Linked DNA regions of Homo sapiens: region 2 is linked to region 1. Evidence: chromatin contacts called from ENCODE Hi-C or POLR2A ChIA-PET data. All regions are on one chromosome and are shown on one strand. Each heading gives the region's core, a stretch centred on a gene start or an enhancer-like site at or near the end of the contact. The rest is flanking DNA. Distances are from core to core; before and after follow the strand shown.

Region 1 (4,536 bases), core at 1,392-3,891:
CCAAAAGGGAGATCTTACCTTAAGCAATGGGATTACCATTAAGTACAAGACATTTGACATTAAACCATTAAGCACAAGACATTTGACATTAATCCCAGGACAGGATGGGAGGAAGGGCCCTGACCAGGAGGGGGGCACTCCAGAGTCGGCCACCCGCTGCCCTTGCCCTGACCTGTCCCGTAGCTCTCCTCGTCACAGGCTCAGACTCCACGTCCCTACCCGAGACCCTCTGACTGTGGCCAAGCTCCAGCCCTACCCTATCCCCAACACCCTCTGCTACATTCCTGCAGAAGCACAGGCTGAGGCCTCTAGAGTAAGACATGTTTCTTATGCAGGAGGCGGGGGGCTATGGGACCCCATCTTAAGCCAAGAAATCAGCTCAGGCCTGCATGGGCCTTCCTCGAATCTTGAAGGAACTGTGGACATCTTTCAGCATGGGGAGCAAGAGTGAGTCCCATAAACACCAACTGCATCCCCACTCTGAGTCTGGGCAGTGCTGGCCCCAGGCACAGGGTGTTGGGCTGGAAATGGCCTGCTCTTCCCTCTCTTGAACAGGGGGGGTGCCAGGTCCAGAGAGAGAGCCTGGCCTGCCTGGGGTACCCGGAGTGGGACGCATGGCAAAGCCTTGAATGCAGAGGGGCTGCATGAGCAGGCGTTGGCTGGCACTATCTGAGCACCGCATATACCCTCCCCACGGCATACAGCAGCCCTTGAGATGAGTCAGGTGGCTTCCTGGGATGGCAGGGATGGGGAGAAGATGGTCAAACCAGACGCTGCTTCAGCGACACTTCTATAGGGCCATGGGGTTGCAAAGGGATCAGAGGTTTGTCCCGGTCACTTACACAAAAAGCTCAACCCCAACGCTCCCGGGTCAGCAAAACTGAAAAGCAGAACCCCTTCTTGGGTGGTACTGCCTCCAAGGGCACCGCAAAGGCCACAGAAAGAAAACAAGGGAAGGGAACCAAACTTTTCCTCAGCCTCGGGGGAGAACTAGACCATGCTGGAGGCTGGTGGAATGGAGCCTCCAACTCTTTCCTGATGGGACCCTTGCCAGAAGGACCCCGTCCCTCCTAGTGGCGAGGACAGAACTCCTTAAGTTCAGAATCCTGATCCTTCTGACAGTAGTCGGGTGGCAACTGTGTTACATGGGGGGCAGGGCATCTATGCAGACAGCAGGACCTGGCCCAGCTACTGTTTGCATGCAGTGAGCTCATCGATGAGGCTCCCCTCCATGCAGTGGCTGCTCTGGAACCGCGAAGGGCTCCACTGACACAGGCAAGCGCTCAGACACTCGAGCCACGTTTAGTCAGCCCTCCTGGCTCGGGCTCCCCAGCCCCGGATACTACCCATAGATGGAAGTGATGAGGCCTCAGGCAGAATCCCAGGGCACCATCACCAGCCCTTCCCCTCAGCTTCCCTGGGGCAATGTTCAGGCTCAGAATGAGGCACTACCGAGTTGGAAGAGAACTGGTTGGACCCCAACAGTGAATGCCCCACAGAAAGGGCTGCTCTCTGGACCCCACGGCCATCTCCAGAGAGACCCCTTCCCAAGGTGTCTGCAGCCTGGGCCAGGCCTTCCATAGGCAGTGATGATTCTGAGCTGGTTCTCTTCAGCCAGGCTTAGAGGAGGAGGGGTTTGAAGAAATGCCCTTCCATGACATACAAGTGACCCACAGAGAGCCAAAGCCCTGCTCAGGTAAGAGAGGATGGGGCCGGGCGCGGTGACTCACGCCCGTAATCCCAGCACTTTGGGAGGCCAACGTGGGTGGATTACGAGGTCAAGAGATCGAGACCATCCTGGCTAAAAATACAAAAAAATTAGCTGGGTGTGGTGGTGGGCACCTGTAGTTTCAGCTACTTGGGAGGCTGAGGCAGGAGAATGGTGTGAACCTGGGAGGCGGAGCTTGCAGTGAGCCGAGATCGTGCCACTGCACTCCAGCCTGGGCGACAGACAGAGCGAGACTCCGTCTCAAAAAAAAAAGAGAGGGTGGGAGTGCCTCTGGCAAGCCCACTCCAATCCCCATTCGACCCCTACCTTCAGCCATCGAGACACATGGGCTCTGCACAGAGCAGGACTTGCAGGGGCAGAGGTTGGAGATGGGATCAGCTGGAGCTGCCTTGGCCCTGAGCAACCCATGTAAAAAACAGCAGGTGGGAAACGGACACAGCCAGGCAACAAAACTACAGTCAAGACCAGCCTGTGTGCTCTTGTCCCAGGGGACAGTGTCTCCCAGAACTACCTTTCCTGGAAGCAGCCCTCCCGTCTGTGTGTGCCAGCCCTGCAGGAAGACCATGGCATCCTACCAGTGTCCCCACACGGGCCCTCACAGAGCCTCCTCCTGCAGGCTGCCACCAGGACTCTCCACACCCAGAACTTTCCCTGGCTCCACCAAAGCCCAGTAGGTAACCTCTAAGTCCAGTGACTGCCCTTGGGAATTTGTCTACTTCTCCAGCCGCCCTCCACACACAAGTCATTTTGCTGCCAAACTGGCCTTTCCATTGACCCTAATATGCCCGCAGACACAGCAGACACAGCAGACGCCACCCTCTCTCCTGTTCACATTGACGCCTCAGCCCCATCAACTCCTCCTCCAAGCAAAAGGCTTCCTGGAAGGGCTGCCTCGGCCTCGCCCTCCTGTGACTCAGCTTATCTGTGCTGTTCCCAGGACATATCAGACCCTTTATGTTGTTCTGAATACAGGCTATTCCCACTTACAAATGAGCTGTGTTCTCAAAGGTCGACATATTATAAATCAATGATTTGGAACTTAAATGCATTTTCCCATAAAAAATAATGTAACATAATATGAGTAGCTTTCCATGTTAGCCCACAAATGCCCAGATAATCCACATTGTGGCTAAGATACTACATAGATGCAGTTAAAACCTCTATTTAAAAAATACAATACTAGTAATTAAGTAGACTGAAAATCATTAAGCATCTGATTAAAACAGAATAAAGAACTGTGTGTTCTTCACGTGGAGTCCTAGTGCTTGAAGCAAGGCAGGCTCTCATCATAGCAGGAGAGACGGCCCGTGGTGGATTCTACAGCCCTGGGGTTGTGCAATCACAGGTGTGGGGTGGAGACCGCGGTCAGGAAGAGGCAAGCACTGACTGGGTCAGGCAGCCCTTGACCAGGGGCAACACGGGCACTGGCCGGAGCCAAGGCATGCAAGGGTCCTGAGGGGCAGTGGTCGGCTGCCGGAGAAATGCCTGCAATTGCTCCTCTTTAGGGAACTTGTGGGCTTCATGCTTCCAGGGTCTCCCAGAAACTCCTGTTAATCCATCAGTAGGCATGTTGTCCTCTCATTGGTCTTGACTAAGTCCAAGTTGTGAGTTGTCTAAGCCAAGTCCTCCAATGGCTCAACCACAGCAATAGCCCCTTCCAGGCGCTCTGGTCACCTTGCAGGCCTATGAAGCAGATGTTGTTAACATGGATGAAAACCCAAGACTTGAGTTTTTGCAGCTGGCAAGGGGCAGAGCTGATCCCCAGCTGCTCCACTGCCTCTGGAAGCTCCCTCCGACTGGGGAGCCAGGGAGGGAAAGAGATACGAGCTACAATCTCATGCTACCAATGAACACAAAGTACAATTTGCCACCAGCCCTATTAGCTGGAGGTCTGAGCAGGCTGTCCTCTTAGGCGGGAGGAGCCCCGCTCTGAGCCGGGGCCAGCCTTCCACTTTGGCTGTATTGCTAACCCCACACTCGCTCACCCAGAACCTCGGAGTGCCTGCCCTGCACAGGCACCAGTGAAGCGATAATGAATAAGATATTGTGCATTTCCTCAAAGATCTGAGAAGGCCCAGGCTTGGCCCCCCACCTGCCCAGCTCAGCACCCTCACCGGCCCACCTACACACAAAGTGCTCACGATGGACCCACAAGGGCTCCGGCTCCCACAGCTCTTGCCAATCCACCCCACAGAAGACAGAGAGACGGGGTCACGCACAGCTCAGCATGTTTTACAGATAAGGAAACAGGGATGCCTGAAGTCACACGGATACCTTAGTGGCAGGGCAGACATAACCCAGGAGTCCCTGGAGCCCCCAGACGGCAAGGCCTGCTGTGTCCCCAGTACCTCGTGCAATGCCTGGCACACAGCAGGAGCCTGGCGGAGGGGTGGGCGAACTGCATCCTTATGTTAGGAGGCATTTCCTGTGTAGGCATTTGTTTATTCCACAAACATTTAGCAAATGCCTTTGGGCCAGGGCTCACCCCACATTCATTCCAGGTCTCCTTGGAAGCCCTCCTGCATAGACATCTGCCCTCTATGCGATAATTTCCCTTTGCCATGGGGCTGCCTCCCCTTCACCATTACATAGCCTGTCACCCAAGCCTTGCCTGCCAAAGCGGGAAAGCTTTTCTTAGTTGTTTCTTGCAGGAAGAAAGAGGAAGAAAAGACTCACACACGGGCCACGTCACCCCTTCTGTGGTGCCTGCACATCTCCGTGTTCCTCCTCCCCATCTGGGGTGGTTCACCCCTCAGATGTATAATGAATCAGGCACTCGCTCATTAATAAGAAATGACAAGCGATCA
Region 2 (4,944 bases), core at 1,409-3,908, 160 kb before region 1:
AGCGTGTTAAAATGCTCCCGGCTTCAAAATGGGAAGCAGCCCCCTAAGACTGTATGGAAAAGGCACCTACCCATTTAGCACGAGCCTCAGCCCAACACCCCTGCACTCAGCAGCCTGAGCCCACCCGGTGCGCATCTGCCCCCAGCACGCCCTGCCTCTGCCCTGCCCCTTCCACTTCAGTCTACTGCCATTTTCTCCCGGCTGGGGGCATTTTGGGAGGAATTGATGTTTTTAGTGTTCTAAGGGCAAGGACTCACCCTATTACTCTCTTGTTGCCCGGAGCCCTTCAAAGGGCCAACTAAACCAGGGCCTGGGTCCTTAGGGGCTGGTACCAAGACTCTCAGGGCCACCCTCAACCCTGGATATAGGGAAGAGCCTATACATTAGAGGACTCCTCTGCCCTGTGGCATCTCCCTTGGTGCCACATGGTGACAGTCCCTTCCCTTCCTCCTGGCCTATTAGATAGCACAGAATAGCCAGCCCATAGAAGCTGTTATTTGGTATCCTAAACTTGGAGTCATGTGTCTGAAGTCAGAGAGAGCTGCTATAGGAGGGGCTCCTGGCCTCTCCACCAGAGTGTCCCTAGGGAAAAGCCTACTGGTTTGTGTAGGTGTGTTTAACTAAACTCTCTAGACTGTGAGTCTCTTGATAGGGATTCCATCTTTCTATTTCCCAAACTTCTTATTATTAAAAATTAAAGGCCAGGTGCAGTGGCTCACACCTGTCATCCCAGCACTTCGGGAGGCTGAGGCTGGAGGATTGCTTGAGCCCAGGAGTTTGAGCCTAGCCTGGGCAACATGGTGAAATCCCATCTCTGCAAAAAAACAGAAAAATTAGTCGGGTGTGGTATCATGTGCCTGTAGTCCCAGCTACTTGGGAGGCTGAGGTGGGAGGATGTCTTGAGCCCAGGGAGGTGGAAGATCACTTGAGCCCAGGGTGATCAAGGCTGCAGTGAGCCAAGATGGTGCCACTGCACTCCAGCTTGGATGACAGAGTGAGATCCTGTCTAAAAATAAAATTAAAAAAATTAAAAACAGAGAAAAAAAGTTGATAGTACAATGGACTCTTGCAAACCTTCCATCTAGATTCAACAATTGTTCATAATTTGCCCTATTTGCTCTGACAACATATATACACAGATCGATTTTTTTTTACTGACCCTTTGAAAGTAAGAGGTAGACATAAGGACATTTTTCACTTAAATACTTCAGCCAGAGTGCATCTCCTAATAATAACGACATTCTCCTACAAAACTATTGTCACACCTAAAAAATTAATAGTTTCTCTAATATCTTCTAACACTCAGGCCATATTCAAATTTCACAGATTGTCCCAGGACTGTCCTTGATAGTTGTTTTTTTCTTCTGAACGAAGATTCAATCAAGGTTGACATTTGGTCACTGGGTCTCTTTCATCTCTTGTATCTAGAATACACAACACCCCCTTTTTTCTGAGGCTACTGGCTTCCTGAGGAGCCAGGCCAGATGTCCTGCAGAAGGAGGGACCATGTTTGTGTCACCCCTATATCCTCAGTGCGTGTTGGGGGCCCCAGAGACCAGGCCTGGGCTGATGAGCTGGGAGGCCAGCCCCTTTGGGGAGGAGCTTCCCACTGAGCTCGGCTCAGCCTGCCTCCAGTTCCCCATGCCCCACTCAGATGCCTGCCTGACGACTCCTTCCTACCCACGAAGACTTCACGCCCAGGGCGACATGGGTTGATGGTCCACATACTCATTCCTTGGGAGGTTTAATCTGTTTTATTGAATTTTCAGATTCTCAAATCAATACCCATAATAATGCCCAGCAGAAATAAAATCTCGCTCCAGGTATTTTGCCAGATGGTTGATATTTACACATAGCAGGTTTCCCTTCACGGCTTCAGATAGCTTAATAAGTCTCGCCACAGGCAGTATATCCCAGCAGTTGGCCAGTGCACGGGCCAGGAAGGGGCCACTGCCTTCCAGGGGTCTCACTCCCCAGCCTCCGTGCTCAGAAACGCTTTCTGCAGGCCCTGGTGCACATCATTAGACCTCTCCACAGCCTCCTCATTTGTAAAATGAAGGACGTAAGAAGAATAGGAGATCTCTGCATTAGACGGGACCTTTACTGTGCCAGTCTGGCCCCAGTCCCCTAGAAGCAAGCAGCCTGGGCACAGTAGGAGCGTGAACCAGGGAGACGGCTGGGTGGAGGGGGCAGGGGCTGCTGTCAGATTCCCTCAGTAGGAGAAGCTGCTGGTTAGCTGGGGGCCTCGAGGCAGAACAGCTGTGCTGGGGATATGCAGAGGGTGCAAGCAGACTGGGCTAGGCTGGAGCGCCTCAGGGCAGGGGAATTCCCCGCAGAAGAGCTGGCAGGAGGCCGCTAGGCTTCTGAAGCACTGCCTTTGTGGAGTTCCAGGCCCTTTGAGGGCGGCCGCTTGTTCTGAGAGCCTTACGCTCCTCCTTACGAGGCCCCCTTAGTGCCTGGCTGGTTGGAAGGACGAGGCGCCTCTGAACCCACCCAAACAGGACGGCCTGAAAGGCTGCTGTGGGGTTGAGGCGAGGCGATGCCCGTGCAGGGCCAGCCACGAGGCTGGGGAACACTCGGGCGGAAGGCTCCAGTCCCTCCCGCGCCTCCCCGCCTCAGGGGCTGCTGCGGGCGTGAGCAGCAAATCCCACTCACCCGGAAGGGCTGGACTGCAGCCGCCAGGCCAATGGGGCGTCTGGCTGTCGTGTGGCCTCCTATCGCCTGGTTGCGGCCCTCATTGAGGGCTGACTGTTCTTCCTGCTGCCTCCGCCCCCTCATTCAGCAGCCCTGAGGGACCACAGCGTTCTGCTGGGTATGGCGGGAACAGAGCCAGACGCCGAGCACCTCCCAAGATGCCCGTCATGGGCCCGGAGCTGGACAGTGAGGACCCTCAAGGAGCCCAGCAGGACTCGAAGGCACACAGGCGGCTGGGCCTTACGCACCCCGTTGTGGAGACGGAGGAGGTGGTCAGGCATCTTGGGGAGGTAGGAGGTGAGCTGGGTCTTAAATAGCGGAGGAGGCCACGAGCTGAACTGACAGCCCAGGCGTCCTGAGAATGGTTTGTGCTGGGGAGCAGGAGTCTCAGAAAGCTGATGCTTCTAGAAGACCAGGAAGGGCCCCTGCTTTCATCTTACCCCCTGGGCAGAAGACGCTGAAAGGTCATTTGAGGCCAGCTCAGGACCGCGGGCAGGTGGCGAGAGGGGTCCACTCTCAGGGCAGGCAGTACGCAGGTGCAGGAGCTATGGCAAATTTAAAAGTAGTAATAAGGCTGGGCGCGGTGGCTCACCCTGTAATCCCAACACCTTGGGAGGCCAAGGCGGGTGGATCACCTGAGGTTAGGAGTTCGAGGCCAGCCTGGCCAACATGGTGAAACCTCGTCTCTACTAAAAATACAAAAAAATTAGCCAGGCGTGGTGGCGCGTGTCTGTAATCCCAGCTACTCAGGAAGCTGAGGCATGAGAATTGCTCTGAGGCACGAGAATCGCTCGATCGCTTGAACCCGGGAGGCGGAGGTTGCAGTGAACCAAGATCATGCCACTGCACTCCAGCCTGGGCGACAGAGTGAGACTCTGTCTCAATTTAAAAATAAATAAATAAAAGTAGTAATAAAACAGACTAATAATTGGTCTGCTTTTATTGATAACCTGCATCAGCCATTCTAAACTATGTCAATAGTAAGATTTTCCTCTGAGAAGAAAATCTTTTGTTGGTTTAAGTTGTAAATAATTGCTATGGTTGAATTTTAATAATGCATATGTGTAAGCTTCAAATGAGCACACTTTTATTAATTACCCTTTAATAAACATTGGGTTCTACATAGAAGACAATTTGAGGGCTCCAAGTTATACAATTGGCCTCTGTCACTCACTGGCCCAGCTACACCCATTGCAAGCCATGTTCAGATGTCCTGGAATCACTGGACTTCCTTTCAGGCACAATTTGTGTTTCCAGCTGCCGCTGCAATACGCTGCTCAGACACGGTGGCTGCAAAGACTGACGCAGAACTTGAGGCGTCAATTAGTGTTCAAAACTGAGAACAGTGAAGCAGCGCAAACTGCTGGCTGTAATGTTTTTGTCTGGTAAGCACAGGTTTTAGCTCATACATGAACTATTTGGCAGAATTTGAATAATGTCTTTAAAATCCGAATGTATATTTTTATGTTAGTTGGCTATTTTAAAACTCATTAAGTCAATAAAATAAAACACTACCTCATTGTGTGATTTAGTACGTGCCTACATTGTACACTTTGCAGATGTTTTGGTTTTGTTAAAATTAACTTATTAGTTATGAGACAATTCATTATACAAGTTAGTATTACCTCAACCTGGAACTAAAGGATTAAAGTTCAAACTGTTGGGTAGCTATAAAAAGTATTGAATAAATAGTTGAGTTTTTTCCTTTTGGGTACTGTAATTTTTGTTTTCTTTTCCTTTCTTTTTACTTTTTAAAAAATTGTCTTTACCTGAATGATCATATGTATAAATATTATATTATATATAAACATATAGTTAATATTAATATATTATATTAGTATATTATTATATAACATACCAAATAATATATAAATATTATATACTATGATTATATATAATCATAATTGAACATTATATGTTTTTCACTAGGGGTGTTTCTTTTCTGGCTGTTAATATTTTTCCATACTGAAAGTGATTTTTTTTTTTTTTGAGACAGGCTCAATTCCCCAGGCTGGAGTGCAGTGGTTTGATCTTGGCTCACTGTAGCCTCAACTTCCTAGGTTCAAACGATCCTCCCACCTCAGCCTCCTGAGTAGCTAGGACCCTAGGCACACACCACTACATCCGACTACTTTTTAAATTATTTGTAGAGACAAGGCCTCCCTATGTTGCCCAGGCTGGTCTTGAACTCCCGGGCTCAAGTGATTCACCTGCCTCAGCTTCCCAAAGTGCTGGGATTACAGGCGTGAG

The links. A loop is a pair of places that touch in the nucleus more often than their neighbours do. ChIA-PET counts read pairs that join two places held with the same protein, here RNA polymerase II (POLR2A). Pooled maps may share reads with other maps.
Region 2: a loop to region 1 is called in a pooled map, with 2.6 times the contacts of the local background. The contact joins two enhancer-like sites. A Hi-C loop is called at or near these places in 1 of 50 pooled maps. POLR2A ChIA-PET finds 5 or more read pairs at or near these places in 2 of 52 experiments (activated CD4-positive, alpha-beta T cell and activated CD8-positive, alpha-beta memory T cell).

The regions. Positions count from the first base shown.
Region 1 is chr2:120,861,921-120,866,456 of GRCh38, reverse strand. The region is part of intron 2 of GLI2 (GLI family zinc finger 2); the gene reads right to left. LOC124907880 (a long non-coding RNA gene) reads left to right here. Exons shown (of 2, transcript XR_007087220.1): 2 at 1-77. Among named protein-coding and RNA genes, the nearest start is that of GLI2, 130 kb to the right of the region's middle. Within about 2 kb of position 2,641, at least 4 of the 41 ENCODE cell types and tissues checked have a DNase peak (open chromatin) inside an H3K27ac peak, as active enhancers do.
Region 2 is chr2:121,016,630-121,021,573 of GRCh38, reverse strand. No RefSeq gene overlaps it. Among named protein-coding and RNA genes, the nearest start is that of TFCP2L1, 270 kb to the left of the region's middle. RefSeq lists enhancers at 1,746-2,365, 2,366-2,985. Within about 2 kb of position 2,658, at least 3 of the 41 ENCODE cell types and tissues checked have a DNase peak (open chromatin) inside an H3K27ac peak, as active enhancers do.